2 separate regions of the Mus musculus genome follow, and region 2 is linked to region 1. A link is a contact called in ENCODE POLR2A ChIA-PET data. All regions are on one chromosome and are shown on one strand. Each heading gives the region's core, a stretch centred on a gene start or an enhancer-like site at or near the end of the contact. The rest is flanking DNA. Distances are from core to core; before and after follow the strand shown. Region 1 holds the start of Adcy3 (adenylate cyclase 3). Region 2 holds the start of Ptrhd1 (peptidyl-tRNA hydrolase domain containing 1).

The links. ChIA-PET counts read pairs that join two places held with the same protein, here RNA polymerase II (POLR2A).
Region 2: POLR2A ChIA-PET joins it to region 1 with 10 read pairs in embryonic stem cell. The contact joins the promoter of Ptrhd1 here to the promoter of Adcy3 in region 1. POLR2A ChIA-PET finds 5 or more read pairs at or near these places in 4 of 5 experiments (Patski and embryonic stem cell).

The regions. Positions count from the first base shown.
Region 1 is chr12:4,131,526-4,137,077 of GRCm38, forward strand. Adcy3 (adenylate cyclase 3) reads left to right here and starts at 2,628. Exons shown (of 21, transcript NM_138305.3): 1 at 2,628-3,475. The coding sequence starts at 2,801.
Region 2 is chr12:4,230,630-4,236,181 of GRCm38, forward strand. Ptrhd1 (peptidyl-tRNA hydrolase domain containing 1) reads left to right here and starts at 3,384. Exons shown (of 2, transcript NM_001204912.2): 1 at 3,384-3,649. The coding sequence starts at 3,398. It overlaps Cenpo (centromere protein O), which reads right to left and starts at 3,336. Exons shown (of 7, transcript NM_134046.6): 1 at 3,123-3,336; 2 at 2,902-3,028; 3 at 887-1,053. The coding sequence starts at 2,947.

The sequences.
Region 1 (5,552 bases), core at 1,378-3,877:
AATATGAGTGTCCTTGTGTCAAAACAAATCCCATGAGGTGTGGTGGTACACCCTTTTAATCCCAGAATTTAGGAGTCAGAGGCTCCTAGATTTCTAAAATGAGGCCAGCCTGGTTTATGAAACAAGTTCCAGGACAGCCAGGGTTACATGGAGAAATCATCTCAAAAAACTAAACTAAACTAAACTAAACTAAGTAAGTAAGTAAGAAAGTAAGTAAATAACTGGTTTTAAAAAAAAAAAAAGTTTTTTGCTTGCCTGTGTGTATGCGCAGTGTGTATGCATTTCTGGAGTGTCTGTTGCTCGCAGAGGCCAGAAGAGGGTGCCAAATCTCCTAGAACTAAAGTTATAGATTGTGAGCCACTCAGTGTGGGTGCTGGAGACCGAACCTGGATCCTTTGTAAGAATAGCAAGTGCTCTTAACCACTGTAGGCACTGGGACTGAACCTAGACCTTGTATAAGGAATGTCCTCTAGCACTGAGCTGCGTCCCTAGCAGTTCAGGTATACCTCACTTAATGGTTTTCTTTTATGAGACAAGGTCTCACATAGCCCAGGCTTCAGACTTGCTGAGCAGCTCTGGGTGACCTTGAACTTTTGATTGTGCTGGGATCTCAGGCATTTAATACCTCTGGTTTGCAATGCTGGGATGCAGGCCTCTTGGATGCTAGTCAGAAACTAACATTCACAGCCTAGCCACTAGCTTTTCTCCCCCCCCCCTTTTGAAAATCAATGAATTCCTTTGTTAAAAGTAAAAACCACATCCTTTATCGTCATGTAACAAGTTGCAATAAATTCCTGGACCCCAAACAACTTAAACTGATGGGGCTGGTGCTTTGTACAGAGTTCACCCTCCGCCTCTATTTGAAGTTAGTTATTGTGCTTTGCCTTTCTAATCAAAGCCCTGGAGAGTGTGGGCTGAGGCACGTGGGAGGGATGGGGAGTGCAGGGTGGGGGGTACTGATCTTGTCAGACAATTTGAGGGACACCCATACACACAGCAATGGAAGACCAATTAAGTGATGGACTATTCCCTGGGTGTTGTGAATGTATGCCTGAAGTTCTAAATGGACATCTATCCCTGAGTGACAGGGCATCCCTCGCTAGCTCCCCATCCCCTGTGTCTGTTTTTCTTCTCTCATCTTTAGCTGCCCCCAAAGCTTGATCCCTTAATGCTGAGGGCTGTCCTCAGTCCCTTGAGCACATTTTCTTCTAAAACGACTTTCACTCCTAACAAGGTGTTCTGTCAAATTCAAGGAAAATAATTGATGCTACGGCTTAGGAGATGGACAGGTCCAAAAGGAGCATTTGCTTCTTTAAGGAAGAACTCAAATACATCCCAATTGGTTGGATGTGCACTGGAGATCTTCGTGAAGCAAGGCCTCTTTCAGGTCCACGTGCCAGGCACCAATCAAGCTACTTCAGTCCTCTTTTGTCACCAGTTTCGGCTGCTTATTCCCTCGAAGAGAGATCAAGCCCCACGCTTGACGTCTGGGCTGCCAGGGTGGGCGGAGACACTGAGATGGGGCGCGCCCACTCAGGGAGCTGCCCCCAAACCTCAGCCCGAGGCCTCTCCTGTCCCCGGAAGGAAGCCAGGGTAGAAGAAGGGCGGCCGGGGTGCCCCAGCACGCCTCACCTTCAGGGAAGATACGTCCCGGGCTTTGATCTTCCGTAACACGGCCTGTTTGGGGGCAAGGCGCAGATTCGCCTCGTTCCTTTCTATCTGCCACCAATTCGGCGTTTCCACGCAGTCGTCGCCGGGCGCTGGCAAGAGGGAGACACCGGGGACAGCGAGGGGGCCCCTCCACCCGGCGCCCAGGAGGCGGCGACAAGGCGGGGAGGGGCCGCCCGCCTCCTGGGGCCTGCGGCGCGTGTGAATCAGTGTGCAGAGCGCAGCGCACGGACTCGGCTGGCTCGCCCTGCGTGCGGGGAGAGGATGCTGGCAAGCTGCCCCGGCCTGGGCCCGCCATCCGCAGCGCGCGCCGCCGCCGTCCTCTGCGCCCACCGATGCTGAGCCGCAGCCTCGCGCCTCTCCCAGCCTGACCCGGGGCCTGACCGCGAGGGGACCCGCGCACAGGCTCCGGGTGGACGAGCTGGCGCGGCGGCACTGCGGGAAGCAGCCTGCGGCTCGCTGAAGCCCACTTGGCTTGGCTCCGCAGCCCCGGTTTGGAGCGCGCGGCTCCCGAGTTCCCGCACAGGTCAGCGCCAAGCTACGACCCAGGGCTGGATGGACTTCCACGAGGCTGCAGAGCCCGAGGTTGGGAAGGGGCTGGATTCTCCCAGGGGTGGGTGGGGGAAAGGAAGTAAACAGAAGGGAGATGAGGGAATCCCCAGGACCGCTCCGGCTCCTTCCAGGCACGTTTTCTTTTCAGCTTGGAGCCAGTGGGCCTGAAGGGAATTTAGGTGAGGAAGTCAGGGATAGAGCCGGGCATACAAGGAATGGAGAGATGGCTAGGCCCCTCCAGAAGCCCGACGCAGGAAACCGGGTGTCTGGTGTGGACTGGACTGAGTGTGTGGGCGTGCTTGGGAGGCTGTGGTGTTGGAGGCTTGTGTAGCATGGATCTGTATGAGGGGTAGGTTGGGTCAAGGAAAGAGGCGCCATGTCCTTAGCCATGTCCTTTTAAGTTGCAGATGTTCGGTGCCACCTGTGTCCTGGGAACCCACTAAGCATTCCAGCTCCAGTTGGACGCCCTTCATTCATAACCAAGAGGAACCTCCCCGCCTTCCCCGGGTCTTACGAAGCCCTGGTGAAGTGGCTTGACCTGCAGGTCTCCCTTCCTCATTAGAAACAGCCAGCAGCCAACATGCCGAGGAACCAGGGCTTCTCGGATCCCGAGTACTCGGCAGAGTACTCAGCTGAATACTCGGTCAGCCTGCCCTCTGACCCCGACCGCGGGGTCGGCCGGACCCATGAAATTTCTGTGCGGAACTCGGGGTCCTGCCTGTGCCTGCCTCGCTTTATGCGGCTGACCTTCGTGCCTGAGTCCTTGGAGAACCTCTACCAGACCTACTTCAAAAGGCAGCGCCATGAGACCCTGCTGGTGCTGGTGGTCTTTGCGGCCCTCTTTGACTGCTACGTGGTAGTGATGTGCGCGGTGGTCTTCTCCAGCGACAAGCTGGCGCCCCTCATGGTGGCAGGCTTCGGTCTGGTGTTGGACATCATCCTTTTCGTGCTCTGTAAAAAGGGGCTGCTCCCGGACCGAGTGAGCCGCAAAGTGGTACCCTACCTGCTGTGGCTGCTCATCTCGGCCCAGATCTTCTCCTACCTGGGCCTGAACTTTTCACGGGCCCACGCAGCCAGTGACACTGTGGGTTGGCAGGCTTTCTTTGTCTTCTCCTTCTTCATAACGCTGCCCCTCAGCCTCAGCCCCATCGTGATCATCTCTGTGGTCTCCTGTGTTGTGCACACGCTTGTGTTGGGGGTCACTGTGGCCCAGCAGCAGCAGGATGAGCTGGAAGGGATGCAGCTGCTGAGGGAGGTGAGTCCCACCCTCCTCCCTATCTGTCTATTGTATTCCTTCTCTTCCAGCCAAGTGTCACTCAGGTGGGATTGCTTTCAATGCCAGGAGTTGAACACGTCCTGAGCGGCCTTGGGGTCCCAGTTGTCAGTTCAGAGGACTACCTCTCAGCCCCTGGGAGTGTGCACCCCGATGTCATATGGTGTTTTTCCTAGAGAAAGAACACTGGGCCTCGGGGCCACTCAGCCAACTGTGCCTGGTTGGAGTTGGTGACAGCACCTTGGATCTTGGTGTGGAGGAAGTCTTGCTCAGCCAGTCTATGACCCAGGTCAAGAGACGGCTTGTGGCAAACTCTGCTTAACTCCAGATGGTGTTTGACTTGTGGGGGTTCAGTGCTCTCAGTCAAATGGGGATCCTGTCTGCCCTGGATGCAGAAGTGGCTGTTATCAAGATCCAAGGGAACAGAGATGAAAGCCTGTTAGGTTATGTGAAGAGCTTAAGGAGGGAAGGCGTGGTTATTAGATACCCTGCTTCTTCCTTAGAGCTCAGAGCATCACCAGCAGATAGGTGATGTAAGGGAGGGTGGTCTCCCATAGAAGGCAGAAGTGGGGACACAACCGGGACGGTTGTCATAGCCGCTGTGGTGTGGAGTGTGGTGTTGCGGCCTAGCAGGCTAGTTCCACTGAAGGCGTGGACAGTTGAGATTCAGCTTTGCTGATTTGCGTTCCCACCAAGTGCTGCGAGAGATGGGCTGTGATTCTGGTCTGAATTATCTGGTCATCCTTTAAAAGGCTCCCCAGAGACGTGAGTCAATGCGTTCTGTATCTTACGACACACTTTCCAGTTTTCCGTATGTGACCAGAGAGCAGGGAAGTGGCCAGGAACAGCCATCAGGTTTCTTCCGTCTGCTTCCAGAGGTCTTTACCCACATCTCACTGTGGCTTCTGTCTTACCAAAGCCTTTGTCATTGTCTGCTTGGGTTTGGGGCATGGCTTACAGTGGTACCTCTGGTGACAGAACTTTGAGGGGCCTGTTCCATTGCCTCCCAGCTGTTTAGAGGGAAACATGGCTTCTGCTGGGTTTTTAACTTTTTTTCTAGGTCTTGGTACAACGTTCTTTCTATTTTTCCCATTCTGGGTCAGGTAGGAACCTACTTCACAGATATATATATATATATTTTTTTTAAATTGATTTATTATTTTGAGGCAGGGTTTCATGTAGCCCAAAATGGTCTTGCTGTAGCTGAGGGTGACTTGAGCACCTGATCGATCCTTCTTGCTTCTACCTGCCATGCGTTAGGTTTGTAGATGTGGGCTACTGTGCTCAGTTAAAGTTCACAAAGGTTTTCTGCTCGGCTCAGCACCAGGCTAGAGCCTGTGCGGTTATAGCATATCACTGTGGTCTTGGTTTTCATTTTTTGTTTGTTTGTTTGTTTTTTGTTTTCCTGGTGCTGGGTGTTGTCCTGTGAACACCTGTTGTTGCTGCCCTGGCTTCCTGGGTTGTTGGCGTCCGCTTATGTCTCTGCTTGTGGACAGGTTTTTGGGAGGACGTCCATTGTCATTGCTGTTGGGCATTAGTTAGGACAGGAAGGTCTGGTAGCATTTGGGGTTTGAGGACATATTCTGAACCATTACCTACCTTCCAATCAACAAGTATTTCTTCCTTTTTCTTCTTGCCAGGGTCCCTGGCTGCAATTACATCTCCCCAGTGTGCTGTTCATTAAGGAGCAAACCAGAAACAAATCAGAGAACAGAGCGCAGAGACCCTCCCCCCACTTCTGCCACATGTGGACCTGTTTGTTGTCAAGAGACTTTGGGGTACAGAAAGTATCTTCTAGTGAAATTGAGCAGTCCTTCCCTAAGTCTGGGCCTGCCCAGAGTGCTGGGATAGGGCACAGTGGAACCTTGTCGTGGCAGAGAATCTAGGTTTAGTGGGGAGCAGACTTGAGTGACTGTAGATAGGGTGTCCCCAGAGGGTCAGCAGAACCAGTGACCAGATTCCAGGGGAGCTGTCTCCTGGCTGCGGTCCAGGAAGGTTTGCCTGCAGGTTTGGTTAATGGAGGGACCTGATTCTTCTTGCTTCAGCTCTATGTGGTGGA
Region 2 (5,552 bases), core at 2,134-4,633, 100 kb after region 1:
AAAGAGGAAGAGTGTGAGGGAAGGGAAGGAGAAGGCAGGAAGGCTGGCTCTATGGGTAAATGATGGCATCACGTGAGTGATTACTGACTGCCTTTGGTCAGGGAAAGAACGGTACATTTTGTAACATGTAATCGGCCCTGAAGGGTTTGTGGAAAAATGGAAATATTAAATTACTGTAATTATCCTCATATCCAAAGCAGCCAGTAAGTACTTCCCACCGCTGTTGGGAACGCTTAGTACACAGCAAAGAGACACTAGGTCCAAAGACAACAGGAAGGAACACCTGAGAGATCTGCTAACTGAGCCTCAGTAACTGTGAAGGAAACCAGAACAAAGGACTGGCCAATGTGTGCCATGAAATTCTGAGACTGGGTAACAGAACATTGGCACCAATGGTAAAATTACAAAAGGCTCAGATCTGATGAGGTTGAGGTACCAGGCTCAGGAGTTTATGAGAGAAGGCCGAGGAGTCTGTTACAAAGAACACCAAGAACTTGCCTGCCTCCTCATCACCACCTGACAATTAGTAGTTGATAGGTTTTTTTGGTTTTGTTTTGTTTTGTTTGAGACAGAGTTTCACTGTATAGCCCTGGCTCTCCTGGACTCACTTTGTAGATGAGGCTGGCCTCAAACCCACAGAGATCCACCTGCCTGTCTCTCCAGTGCTGGGATCAAAGGCGTGCGCCACCACTGCCTGTCTAGTAGTTGATACTCTTAGCTACATCTTTGCACGTCTGATTATTTGATGACTCAAAGACTTGAAATCAATTCAGCATGATCTCAAGGTAAGCATGGATGCAGGTGATGCAGGCTTACCGAGCCTAAGGCTCCCCGCTCGCAGCTGCTCTTCTCACCCCTGAAGAGCCAACACCGCCTCTCTACTCACTCTGGCTCCCCACTGCTTCACTTCTGCCCTCAGCTTATCTCGTTGTTGCCGCAGTTCTCGAATCTTGGTTCTAAGAGAACTTTCCTTTTTACGAACTGCTGGTTCTTCAGACTTTCTATTCGATATGTTCGTTTGAGCCTCTAGTCTTTCCAGGTGAGCTAAAACACCTAAAGAAAGTGAAAACAGACAAACAAAACACCCTTCACAATCTGACAAACTTTGGCAAAGCATACTCCACGAAGGAACAGTTTGCTGTGCTAAACGCTGACCAAAGCAGCAACTCAGGGAGGAAGGGCCCATTTCATCTTACAGGTTACAGTCTGCCATGAGAGGAGTCAGGGCAGAAGTGTGAAGCCGGAACTAAAGCAGATGGAGGAACGATGCTTGCTGGCTTGCTCAGTTTGTTTTTTATACATCCCAGGACCACCTACCTGCCCAGGGGTGGCAAGAACTCAGGGCAGGAACTGAAGCAGAGACCATAGAGCAACAAGCTTATTAGCTTCCTGCTACTGCTCAGTTAGCTTTCATATACCACCGAGGACCACCTGCCGCAATGGGTTAGGTGCTCTTCCAATTAAGAAGCAATAAAAAAAAAAAAAAAAACGCCCTAAAGAAACTGCCCATAGACCAATCTGATGAGTTAATTCCTTAACAATTGAGGTTCCCTCTTCACAGGTTGCATCAAGTTGACAACCAAAAACAGTCGTCACAATAGATAACTCATATATCTAGGGCATATTTATTTATTTATCTGTTTATTGAGACAGGGTCTTTCCTACACGACTGGCCCAGAATTCACTATGTAGATCAGGCTGTCCTTGAACTCACAGAGATCCACCTGCTTCCACCCAGAGTGCTGGGATCAAAGACATGTACCATCACAACTGGTCTGCCATAAATTTATAAAGCCATAGGCCCAAATAACCAAACCAGAGACCATTAACCTCTCTGCTGGCCACTGGTGTAAAAACACCCACTAATTAGTACGCTCACTTGAAAAGAACAAGAGACTCCTGATTTGTCTACTGCTTGCTTTGTGGGCAGCAGCATTTCATCTAAGCCTGCTTATCACAGAAGCACAAATCTATGGTGGGAAAGGCCGATTCTCCATGCTTTCCCACAACCCAGATGAAACCTCCCTAGAGAAGTCCAATGCTTCACCTCATGTAACTAGTTTCCTTAAGCAGATCCAATATTTACTTTGCAGGGTTCACAAGAATATACATTCACAAAAATCCTTTCTTCATTTGTCTTGGGACAGCCCAGACCTGGCTCATTCATCTATCCAGCCAAGGCTAGACATCAAATTACTAGTGTATAGCTCCTTTAAAAAACAAACAAACCAACTTGCATAAGATCAAGAGAGAGCCACAGTAGGCAGCATGTTGGCCCTTCACTTGCTTTTCTTCCCGTTACTGACTCCTGACTTCTTTTATTTCCTCTGGAGCCTGAGCACAGCAGTTCCTTCTCTCTGCTGTATTTAGTTCCTCTCCAAGTTCACACGATAAGCAGTGGTAATTGCCAAGCAGAGAGAGAAAACCAACATAATCATAACTAAATGTTTCAATCTTTTGGATTGGAGATGACAAGGGAACTGGAGAATAATTGACCTGTCGAAGTTTGATGATTATTCACAAACTTTCACTCGTCACTTGTTTAGCCAGGTGTGCTGACACACAGAAGGGCAAGTTACTGGCAAATTTGGGATTACATAGTAATTTAGTTCTAGGGTATGGATTATACTTGATTGCAACATATTTTTAACAATTAAGTCATCAAACTTTTAGTTTTTAGTAACAATTTCAACCCACATGATGCTTTCACATTAAGTTTTGTTTAAAGGAGAAAGAAAATGAGGCAGAACTATAATGTGTCCAAGCCACAAAATTTCCTAAGATAGAGCCCTGAATCAAATCCATATCTAATCGCCAAAGTTACTGCCTTACAGTGTCCCTTCCTTTGCAATAAAGTCTGGAAACACTGTGGTACAGAGAAAGCCAAACCCCTTTGAATACCTCCTTTGCACTTCCTGCCTGGACACAAAGTATTTGCAGACTCCATCTCCTCTTCGGGTTCTCAAGTGTTTTTTCTTACGATGCTGGACGTACAAGGCAGGGTTAACATGGACCCGAACGTCCTTAACTGTAAATAGTAAAAGACACGCAATCACCAATCTATTGCCACTATTGCCTGACAGTCCCGGGATAAGCAAAGTGTCCCCGCTGGCGTCCCTTACCTTGGACTGGTCAGCCCTGTCCACGCCTACCTCACCGCCGTGGCCACTATGGTCCAGCCGGGCTTCCTCGAACACCCAAAGAAGCTGTACAGTAATGCTAATCTGTCTACCACTGGGTCTTGCTTTCTCGCCAAAGCTCCCTCACTCAGGATGCAGTTTAAGAATTCCCGCCGAGAGCAACTGAAGTAACAACGTAACCCACTGATCCCAGAGTGCTTTGTGCTTCCGCCGTACACGAACATGGTGGCGCCCAGCAGCTCCACACTAATCCCAGCATGCACCGCAAGGTACGTCCGGCCAGTCTGATGATCAGGAAGATGGCATGCTCTGGGGTGGAGCCACAGATCCTTGTACAGTACTTAGTATTACGAAAGGATCTATCTCAGGCTCCCTTTTCCTGGCCCACCGGCGCACTGGTAGCGCAGGCTTGTCACGCCGCCACAGCAGCCTTGCACCTTCATCGAGACCATCCGCACACGGCAGCTTATCTCCGGGAGCTGGGGCGCATGCGCAAGGTGGTTCTCGAGGTGAGGCGTGGGGAGTATCCGGAGGGACCCTAAACGGGGGTGGGGTGCCGAGGCCGGAAGTAGATCTGCTCTTGGGCCCAACCCTTAGCTTCCGGAAGTACGTGTGGCATGATTGTAGGAGGGATCACTAAGAGTTTGGGAATGGTCTGCGCTACGCAGTGAACCTTCCCTTTGGCAGAGCATGACTGTGAAGAACCGACGCAGACCCTGCTATCACAGCGTTCACCAGAAATTGGTTGTTCCAGTGTCCCTTAGATCCCTGGGAACGAAGCTGGGGAAAGCGTGGCGCTTATGCCTGTGCACCAATCTGCCTTTTAAAACTGGGCCTAGCCGGGCGAGGTGGCGCACGCCTTTAATCCCAGCACTTGGGAGGCAGAGGCAGGCAGATTTCTGAGTTCGAGGCCAGCCTGGGCTACAAAGTGAGTTCCAGAACAGCCAGGGCTATACAGAGAAACCCTGTCTCAAAAAAAAAAAAAAAAAAAAAAAAAAAAAGAAAGAAAAAGAAAAAAGCTGGGCCTAAAATTAGCACTGCCTTAATATTGTTAGTAAGAAATAGAGGCTGTTTATTTAAAAGGAGAAATGCTCAGTGAGTGGGGAAAAGGAGTATGTTTTTCAGAAGCTCTGAGTCTCAAGTCTCCTAACTGACATTTACATAGCACCTGCTTCTCTAGAGAAATCTTTATCCAGGAAAACACTGGCAAAGGGGTGAGAGTGGAGGAACAATGGCCAAAGGGACCAACGTGCCAACCTACATCTGTGTTCAACTTTCTGAGGGGTCCTTTCCCATCTTGGTGATTTACATACGCATTTGATTAACCCTTTTTTAAAGATCTACTTAAATTCTGTGTAGGTGTGTGTGTCTGTGGGACATATGCACATGGGTGCAGACGTGTAGGTGTGTGTGTCTGTGGGACGTATGCACATGGGTGCAGACGTGTAGGTGTGTGTGTCTGTGGGACGTATGCACATGGGAGGACAGAGTAGGATGTAGGCTCTTCTGCAGTTATAGGCAGTGAGAACATCCCACTGTGGGTTCTAGGAACTGAACTCTGGTCCTCTGGACACGGAGCATCTCCTCAGCTCCTGGACTAACTCTTAAGGGTTAGGACCATATGATATTCTTTACCAGAAAGCCTTCTCCTAGATCTCCTGGAATTTAAAAAAGTTGTATTTGTATCCAGGTCAAGATCCTGTTGGCCTTAGATCCTATTCTGCTGACCAAAAAGCATATAATAGGGTAGATGAAAAGGGTTGGTGAGATGGCTCATTGGGTAAAGGCATATGCCACCAAGTCTGACAACCCTAGTTCTATCCCTGGACTCACTTGATGGGAAGAAAAAAAAAACAAAAACAAATCTTACAAGTTATTCTCAGTGTGCATGCATAATATAATATTCTAGTTTGCTTTTTGTTGCTGAGAAAAATACCATGGCCAAAAAAAAATCAACTTGGGAAGGAAAGGATTTATTACACCTTACAGGTTACATCAATCATCTAGAGAAGCCAAAGCAGGAACTTAAGGCAGAAATCTTGAAGCAGAAACCACAGAGGAACACTGTTTACTGGCTCTCCTGACCTTCAACTATTTTACTTATACACTTAAGGCCAATTTGCCTAGGGATGGTACTGCCCACAGTGGACTGAGCCCTCTTATATCAAATAGTTGAGAGATGTGTCCTGCATCAACTTAGGCTTGGGCCTGAGGGGATGAGAGAGGGAGAAGGAAAGTATATGTAATTTTAGAAGTCTTCCCAGTGGTCAGCTGAGTCACAGATAGCTTAAGGGTGAAGGTGAGCTGCAGTAGGCGCCAGCCATAGGGAACTAGAAACTATATAGCAGAATTCAATACAAAAAAGAGAATTGCATTTTATTAACAGGGTATCGAGCCTCCTTCTCAGCCCCT